Regions from separate parts of the Homo sapiens genome. Here regions 2 and 3 are each linked to region 1. The links are chromatin contacts, found by Hi-C or POLR2A ChIA-PET in ENCODE. All regions are on one chromosome and are shown on one strand. Each heading gives the region's core, a stretch centred on a gene start or an enhancer-like site at or near the end of the contact. The rest is flanking DNA. Distances are from core to core; before and after follow the strand shown. Region 1 overlaps PGPEP1L (pyroglutamyl-peptidase I like). Region 2 has its middle 28 kb from the start of SYNM. Region 3 holds the start of SYNM-AS1 (SYNM antisense RNA 1).

Region 1 (2,711 bases), core at 20-2,519:
ATGCATGTGGACCGTGGGGTCTCCTCCACCAAGGTGTGGATTCCATCTGCACTCGCCTCGATCCTTGGGAGCTCCCTGGAGTGCGGCCCCTTGTGCAGGCGACTGGGACTATGAGAGCACAGGCTCTTTGCCATGGACTCACACAGTCCCCATATTCTTGTGGATTCTTGTGGATTCTTGTGTCATTTCGAAGTGAGAATGCAAGGACAGTCCTATTTCATGCTGTTCCAAGGCCAGAGTGAACTGTGTATCACCACTTGGTTACTTCTCTTCCCACTAACAAGGTGGGGCTCACACTACAGTCACCAGACTGAAAAAAGGAGGTGTAAGACGTCATGGGAAAGTGCATTTGGGTTATCCAACCGTGGAGGCCAATGTTCAGATAACCCACTGAAGCGGGTGCCCAGGACATGGTTGACGCTGAGCTGGGGGCTATCATAGGTGAGGTCTGTGTAAACTAGAGAGATGTCTGAGGTCTCCCTTCCTCCTCACTCTGGTTATTTTTATCTGAGGCTTTTTTTTTTTTTTTTTTTTTTTTTTTTGAGACAGAGTCTTGCTCTGTTGCCCAGGCTGGAGTGCGGGGGCATGATCTTGGCTCACTGCAACCTCCGCCTCCCGGGTTTGAGTAATTCTCATCCCTTAGCCTCCTGAGTAGCTGGGATTATAGGCACCAGCCACCACGCCCAGCTGATTTTTGTGTTTTTAGTAGACACAGGGTCTCACCCTGTTGGCCAGGCTGGTCTCAAACTCCTGGCCTCAAGTGATCCACCTGCCTCAGCCTCCCAAAGTGCTGGGATTATAGGCGTGAGCCACCGCACCCAGCCTGAGGCTTTCTCATTTTAGTCAAGAAAACAAAACAAACCCACTCTGGACTAATTGGAAAAATGTCTGTCATATATGTGTTTGTATTCACCTAGGTTGGAAAAAGGTTTTGTCCTGGGATTTGGTGGGAAGAATAAAGGTTCTCTTGGGAAAAAAAAAAAAAGAAGAATCAAGAGAAACAATTTTCTTTCACTTGGAAAGGTTTGCAGTTACTTTCCTATCCCTGAACAGGACTCAGCTTTCATCCTAAAGCACCGTTCAGCTTAGAAATTCTTTGACTGTTCTGATTCACGGCTCTTTATTCATTATTATTATTATTATTTAAAGCAACATGTAAGAAAGGCACCAGGCCACCTCATCTTTGGGGCAAAGAGAAATTATTCTGCATGTCAAGTTTATCAAATATGAGAAGAGCCCTGACCTCTTGGCTGCCTAGGCTGTATTTTAAGTGCAGTTACGTAATGTCTTGGCCCAACTGACCCTGGGTGTGTTTTCAAAAACCCTTGTTTTATTTGCTGACTCACCAGGCTGAGGCACTTAAGAGCTAAGCATGTAATTTCTTTTGAATGAATATGAGGTGGTAGTGGCTCCAAAATTAGAGTATCCAGAAACCAGGGAATAATGATGTAACTACTGCACAGGTCACTATGTAAAACTTGAGACTAAGAAGGGAAGAGTGCCCGTCCTAGTCTGGCTCAATGTTAAATATTTTGGCACATACTGCAAACAGCATTAAGTCGCTTTTCTGGGAGTTTGTAGGAACTGCCTCTTTTCCTTGTGAACTTTTAGCATGTATAATAATCTGTCTGTATTTTTCTTCTTTTCAAAATATCCTTTTCCCATTCATGAGCAACCACAATAAAAATGCATTTGAGTTATTTGTTAAAAGCTCACCTCTCTTAGAGGCAAAATGCTGCGGTGTAAAATTGAACATTTTTTTCCTTACTATCTATAATTCCATGAGTTCCCATTTATAATGCCTGGCAGTGGAGTAAGTAGTCTTTTTTTTTTTTTTTTTTTTTTTTCTATTTTGAGTCTCACTCTGTCGCCCAGGCTGGAGTGCAGTGGCGCAGCTCACTGCAAGATCTGCTTCCCGGGTTCACACCATTCTCCTGCCTCAGCCTCCCAAGTAGCTGGGACTACAGGCGCCCACCACCACGCCCGGCTAATTTTTTTGTATTTTAGCAGAGACAGAGTTTCACCATGTTAGCCAAGATGGTCTCGATCTCCTGACCTTGTGAACCACCCACCGTGGCCTCCCAAAGTGCTGGGATTACAGGCCTGAGCCACCGTGCTCGGCCTGGAGTAAGTACTCTTTAAACATTGCTTGGTAATGCTCTTGATATTGATAAAATTGACTCTTGCTGGGAGAATGCAGGAGGATAGAAAAGAAAACTATTCATTCATGTATCTAGTGAACACATAGCCGGGCCCTTGGTGGAGATGGGGATATGTTACACAGGACCCTAGAGACAGTGAGACGCTTGTATTGACTCAAGATGCCATGTGCCCTTTTGTTCATTATTCAGCCCATCTAAGTCTATTTCTATATCCGTGTAATGGGTCAAATGAACGTCCATGAACATTACCTTAATACAGCCACTTAGATGATTATACCTACTATGGACACTTTTGGCTGTATACTGGCACTTTCAGTGGGTACTACGAATGAGGTCCCAAACCAGAATCCCAGTGGATCCTACAGACATGTTAGTGGAGGACCTGGAGTGACCCAGGATAGCCCAGGAAGAGACAGTGGTCCTGCAGATTGATAGTGAAGAGAGCTTCTAAAGAGGTTGCAATGAACTCTGCCCAGACGAAAATACCACCAAGAAGGGGAAAATGAAAGCTAGAGACTGATAGCAAGGACGGTGGAGAAGACAAACTCG
Region 2 (2,710 bases), core at 1-2,500, 93 kb after region 1:
TCTTTGAGCTGGGTCATCAGCTTCACTCTCTGGTCTTTGAGCTGGGTCATCAGCTTCACTCTCTGGTCTTTGAGCTGGGTCATCAGTCCTTTGCCTTTGGAATTGGACTTGAACTGGAACTTACATTATTGCCTCTCCTGGTCTCAGGTCTTTGGCCTCAAGACTGGAACAATACCATCAGCTTTCTTGTGTGTCCAGCTTGCCAACAGCAGATCTGGGGACTTCTCAGCCTCCATTATCATGTGAGTTGCTTCTTCATCATATATGATATATCCTGTTGCTTCTGGTTCTCGGAGAACCCTAACTGATACAAATTTTGGCTGAGATTTTTGATGGGATGGTCCGCAGGGCCTCATGGCTCACAGGCTGCTTTATAGATGAATAGCTACAAAGGAAATCTCGAATCCTTCACATTAATTACCTGCCCTGGGATACAGACACTATCTGTCTCCTCATGGAGTCAGAGTTCTTGGTTCTCAGAAACATATAATTTGTATATTCATTAAAAACACTATTTATACATTCTGATGGGAAAAAGTCCAAATAATAGAAACACTGACAGTAATTACACTTAGTTTTGGAGCTAATTTTATTGAAAAATTGTCCTTAAATTGTTTCTTGACTTTGCCCTTAATCATGACGTGTTAAACACTCACAGGAAATCAGCATATGGCTCTTTAATGAACCAGCAGTGCATGACCAAGAAGTGTGGAGGTTGGTGTTTATTTTGAGATCAAAGGGAGAAAAATGAAGCCCAGAGGTATTTGTTTTCAGAAAAAAAAATCACACTCTTGTGTGTGAGGGTGACGGGAATCTTCTTAATTTAAGTTTTCTCCTGACTGTCCTATTTACTCCCACCACTAATCTGAATCTATAAATAGGGTTTAAATATTGCCCCTCTGGCTGTTTACTACACAGTCAATTATTTACTTTTAATTAAGAGATTTCCAAAGAGCATCCTTCCATTTCACCCTTGCAGCCAAACAACAGAGGGTGTGGCCTTTCCACAAAGAATGACTTTCTGTAACTCACATCCAAGAAAAGACACTGAAACAGGAAGAGACTAAGGAGCAGCTCCTCTCTGACTTGAAGGAAAGTCAGGCTTAATGATGATAATTTTTTCCCCCAGAACTTAAAAAAAAGCTGTATGCTCACTACGTGATGCAGGATGAGGCCCGAATCTGGCACAATTCCTGGTCCCAGGTCTGTTCCGTTCGATCCTTGGTTGCTTCCTGCTTGCCTCCGTCCTTCACCTCCCCAAGAGTTCGGCAAAACCCTGGTTGTCGAAATGCTGTAGTGTGGATAACACGCCATCTAGTGGTTAACAGGACAATTGCAAAAATAGCTTCACAGGTCATATGTCAAACTATTCCAAAATTGGGCTTCAGACCTCAGTTATCTATGCCACTGGTCCTCAGGGTTTGCTTCACATGAAAATCACCTGAGGAGCCTTTAAAAATCTGATGTCCAGGCCGTACCCCATCACAATTAAATCAGAATCTCTGGATGTAGGGCCCAGACATCAGCGTTTTTAAAAATCCCCAGGTGATTCCAAAGGGCAGCCAAGCTTGAGAACTGGTGACCTTTGCAACCAAAACAATGGATTAAAAGGTAGAAACACTTTATGCAGTGATTATAAATCACATGTATCATAAAAAACATTTCCTGTATAAAGCATATATAGAGGTTGCTTTTTTCCTTCTTCTTCATACTTGGATTTTATTGATTTTGTTTAGACAGGGTCTCACTCTGTCCCCCAGGCTGGAGTGCAGTGGTGAGATCTCGGCTCACTGCAACCTCTGCTTCCTGGGTCCAAGCGATTCTTGTGCCTCAGCCTCCCGAGTAACTGGGACTACAGGCGTGTGCCACCACGCTCGGCTAATTTTTGTATTTTTAGTACAGATGGGGTTTTGCCATGTTGGCCAGGCTGTCTTGAACTCCTGACCTCAAGTGATCCACCTACCTCAGCCTCCCAAAGTATTGGGATTACAGGCATGAGCCACCATGCCTGGCTTACAGTAGTACTTTAACATTGCTTTTTCAACTTAATATGTTATGGATATCTCATATAGTCAATACGCTAGATCTAACTCATTTTCTTTTTAAAAAACTTTTATTTTAGGTTCAGGGGTATATGCGCAGGTTTGTTATATAGGTAAACTCATGTTATGGAGGTTTGACGTACAGACTATTTTGTCACCCCAGTATGAAGCGTAGTTCCCAATAGTTATTTTTTTCTGATCTTCTTCCTCCTTCCTCCCTCCACCCTTAGGTGGTCCTCAGTGTCTGTTCTCTTTTTTGTGTCCATGTCTTCTCATCGTTGGACTCCCACTTATAAGTGAGAACATGCAGTATTTGGTTTTCTATTCCTGTGTTAGTTTGCTAAGGATAATGGCCTCCAGCTCCATCCATGTTTCTGCAAATGGCATGATCTTGTTCTTTTTTATGGCTGTATGGTATTTCATGGTGTATATGTACCATATCTTCTTTATAAAGTCTACTATTGATGGGCATTTAGGTTGATTCCATGTTTTTGCTATTGTGAATAGTGCTTCAGTGAACATAATGTGCATGTATCTTTATAATAGAATGATTTATATTCCTTTGGGTATATACCCAGTAATGGGATTGCTGGGTCGAATGGTGGTTCTGTTTTTAGCTCTTTTGGGAATCGCCACTCTGCTTTTCACAATGGTTGAACCAATTTACA
Region 3 (2,700 bases), core at 6-2,505, 120 kb after region 1:
TCCTGGGCTCAAGCGAGCCTCCCACCTCGGCTTCCCAAAATGCTGGGATTATAGGCCTGAGCCACCGCGCCCGGCCCATATCGTTTTTTTAAAAATAGAAAAGCCACCAATCTCCAGGGCCTCGGGTAAGAAGTCGCTCCAAAATCGCCAGCACCACAGCAACTCAATAGGCTTCTATTTCCATCCACCAAGGCCAGGACACTCGTATGCTCCCGGACGCCCTCTCCGGCGTCCCTTCGCTGAGCCCGGCCTGGCTAGCCCGCCACCCCGCCCGCTGTTACCCGACTGCCCGCACCGACCACCTGCGGCCGCCAAGGTGCGGCAGGGGGCGCTGTGCGGCCGCAGAGGCCGCGCCGGGCCGCGCTCTGATTGGCTGGAGGCCGCGGCCCTCGCCCAGGCCGCCCGCCCAGTCTGCCCGCCCCGTCCGCTAAGTGCCTGGGCTCTCCCGCTCGCGTCCCAGTCTGCGGGCCTCCGGGGCAGCGGCGAGGCCGGAGCGTCGCGGCGGAGAGGACGAGACCGGGACAAGACCAGGGCAGGAGGGAGCCGGCCAGCCGCGAGAACCCCGCACGCCCGGCAAGATGCTGTCCTGGCGGCTGCAGACGGGCCCCGAGAAGGCCGAGCTCCAGGAGCTCAACGCCCGGCTCTATGACTACGTGTGTCGGGTGCGGGAGCTGGAGCGCGAAAACCTACTCCTGGAGGAGGAGCTGCGCGGCCGGCGCGGGCGAGAGGGCCTGTGGGCCGAGGGGCAGGCCCGCTGCGCCGAGGAGGCGCGCAGCTTGCGGCAGCAGCTGGACGAGCTGAGCTGGGCCACTGCGCTGGCGGAGGGCGAGCGGGACGCTCTGCGGCGCGAGCTGCGGGAGCTGCAGCGCCTGGATGCGGAGGAGCGCGCCGCCCGCGGCCGCCTGGACGCCGAGCTGGGTGCGCAGCAGCGCGAGCTGCAGGAGGCGCTGGGCGCGCGCGCCGCCCTCGAGGCGCTGCTGGGCCGGCTGCAGGCCGAGCGCCGAGGCCTCGACGCGGCCCACGAACGCGACGTGAGGGAGCTGCGCGCGCGCGCCGCCAGCCTTACCATGCATTTCCGCGCCCGCGCCACCGGCCCCGCCGCGCCGCCGCCACGCCTGCGGGAGGTGCACGACAGCTACGCACTGCTGGTGGCCGAGTCGTGGCGGGAGACGGTGCAGCTGTACGAGGACGAGGTGCGCGAGCTGGAGGAGGCGCTGCGGCGCGGCCAGGAGAGCAGACTCCAGGCGGAGGAAGAGACGCGGCTGTGCGCGCAGGAGGCAGAGGCGCTGCGGCGCGAGGCGCTCGGGTTGGAGCAGCTGCGCGCGCGGCTGGAGGACGCGCTGCTGCGGATGCGCGAGGAGTACGGGATACAGGCCGAGGAGCGGCAGGTCCGTGCGCGGGGATGGCGCGCTGACCCCATACCCGCTGCCGTCGCCCCAGCACCCTGCCCTTGACGGCGTGGGGCAGCGGCCCCTTCACCAGGGGCGCGGCGTCGCGGACCGGTAGGGCCCGCCCAGAGGGTGCCCGAATGGCATGGGGACCCGGACTCGGTCCGCTGGTCCATCGACTCAGCGGGCGAGCGCGGGGCGGCAGGTCCTAGCGGATAGCCCCGTCCTCGTCATGGGGTTAGGTGGCAGCTGCTTTAACTCTTGACAAGCGTGACTGGGCGCATCCTGATAGGCCACCCTGTTAGCTCTAGGTTTTCCTTCCATTTTCCGTGCTCCGTAGACTCAGTAGACCCAGATCTAAGAGTCAACCGAGAAACCTCTCTCACTTGCAGAAGTGACGGCTTATGGTAGCCCCGCTGTCTATAGCGCTCCTCAGGGGAAAACTCAAATTAATTTCCAAAACGGTTTTTATTTTGCCAATATGATTTCCCAGTTGGAAGCCGCAGTTGTGGCTCTCTGGGCGGCTGCCTTGTTTGATCTTGGGAGGGGCAGCAACCCTCATGCAGAACAGAGCTTGATCGAAGATGTTTTGCTCACAGCACACGCTGACGTCAGATCTCTGCGTAGTGTAAAAGTTGTGGGAAAGTGGGGCCCTTTGGCAGGATGTTATTACAAGTGCAGAGTGATATAAACAGTTACTATTTCAGGGAAGCAAACCCTCTGACACCGGCGGGGTGACACCTGTGGCTGATGTAAACTATGCCCAGTCCAGCCCTAGCGTTTGGCCCTCGCCCTGCCCTGCCTCAGCCAGAATTGGAAATATTCCCAAATCACACTATCAGTAGTTCTCAAAAGGACAGATGGAAATAACATCTGCACAATTTCACAAATATTTTAAGAGTACAGTTTGCAGCTGTGAGTTAAAGATTTGAGACTGACTTTTAAAAATTAGAAGTGAGAGGAACATGGGGGTTGTCATATGGAATGACTGCGGTGATGTGACAGGTATCCACAGGTGATGAGTAAATACCTGTTGATTCTCCCTGGGTCCCCAGCACTGCCCTAGACTTTCAGTATGCAAAGAGCTACAGGCTAGATGGGAAATCATAGAATGCAATATGGTACTACATTGGGATTTAATCTTTTGAGTTGTGGGTTTTGTTTGGCTTCCGCCTCATAACTTTTCAAAGTGTTCTCTTGGGGCTTTGCCATAGCTAGAGCAGGGACAGGGACTGACCCAGTGTGTACCGATTTCCACTTGTGAGCACTTGTGTCCCTTTGCAATGACAGTGGCCAGGGGTCTGAGTTCCAC

What was found. A loop is a pair of places that touch in the nucleus more often than their neighbours do. ChIA-PET counts read pairs that join two places held with the same protein, here RNA polymerase II (POLR2A). Pooled maps may share reads with other maps.
Region 2: a map of GM12878 shows a loop between it and region 1 (7-fold over the local background). The contact joins two enhancer-like sites. A Hi-C loop is called at or near these places in 1 of 168 maps with a recorded cell type or tissue (GM12878), 1 of 37 single-sample maps with no recorded cell type and 5 of 50 pooled maps. POLR2A ChIA-PET finds 5 or more read pairs at or near these places in 2 of 52 experiments (H1 and Panc1).
Region 3: a loop to region 1 is called in a pooled map, with 3 times the contacts of the local background. The contact joins the promoter of SYNM-AS1 here to the enhancer-like site in region 1. A Hi-C loop is called at or near these places in 3 of 37 single-sample maps with no recorded cell type and 2 of 50 pooled maps. POLR2A ChIA-PET finds 5 or more read pairs at or near these places in 2 of 52 experiments (WTC11 and activated T-cell).

What each region holds. Positions count from the first base shown.
Region 1 is chr15:98,982,187-98,984,897 of GRCh38, forward strand. The region is part of intron 2 of PGPEP1L (pyroglutamyl-peptidase I like); the gene reads right to left. Among named protein-coding and RNA genes, the nearest start is that of PGPEP1L, 24 kb to the right of the region's middle. Within about 2 kb of position 1,270, at least 10 of the 41 ENCODE cell types and tissues checked have a DNase peak (open chromatin) inside an H3K27ac peak, as active enhancers do; they include GM12878, where a contact is called at or near this core.
Region 2 is chr15:99,075,586-99,078,295 of GRCh38, forward strand. No RefSeq gene overlaps it. Among named protein-coding and RNA genes, the nearest start is that of SYNM, 28 kb to the right of the region's middle. Within about 2 kb of position 1,251, at least 12 of the 41 ENCODE cell types and tissues checked have a DNase peak (open chromatin) inside an H3K27ac peak, as active enhancers do; they include GM12878, where a contact is called at or near this core.
Region 3 is chr15:99,104,622-99,107,321 of GRCh38, forward strand. It overlaps SYNM-AS1 (SYNM antisense RNA 1), which reads right to left and starts at 1,256. Exons shown (of 3, transcript NR_187219.1): 1 at 1,067-1,256. SYNM (synemin) reads left to right here and starts at 459. Exons shown (of 4, transcript NM_145728.3): 1 at 459-1,388. The coding sequence starts at 579. RefSeq lists silencers at 209-1,118, 1,399-1,568.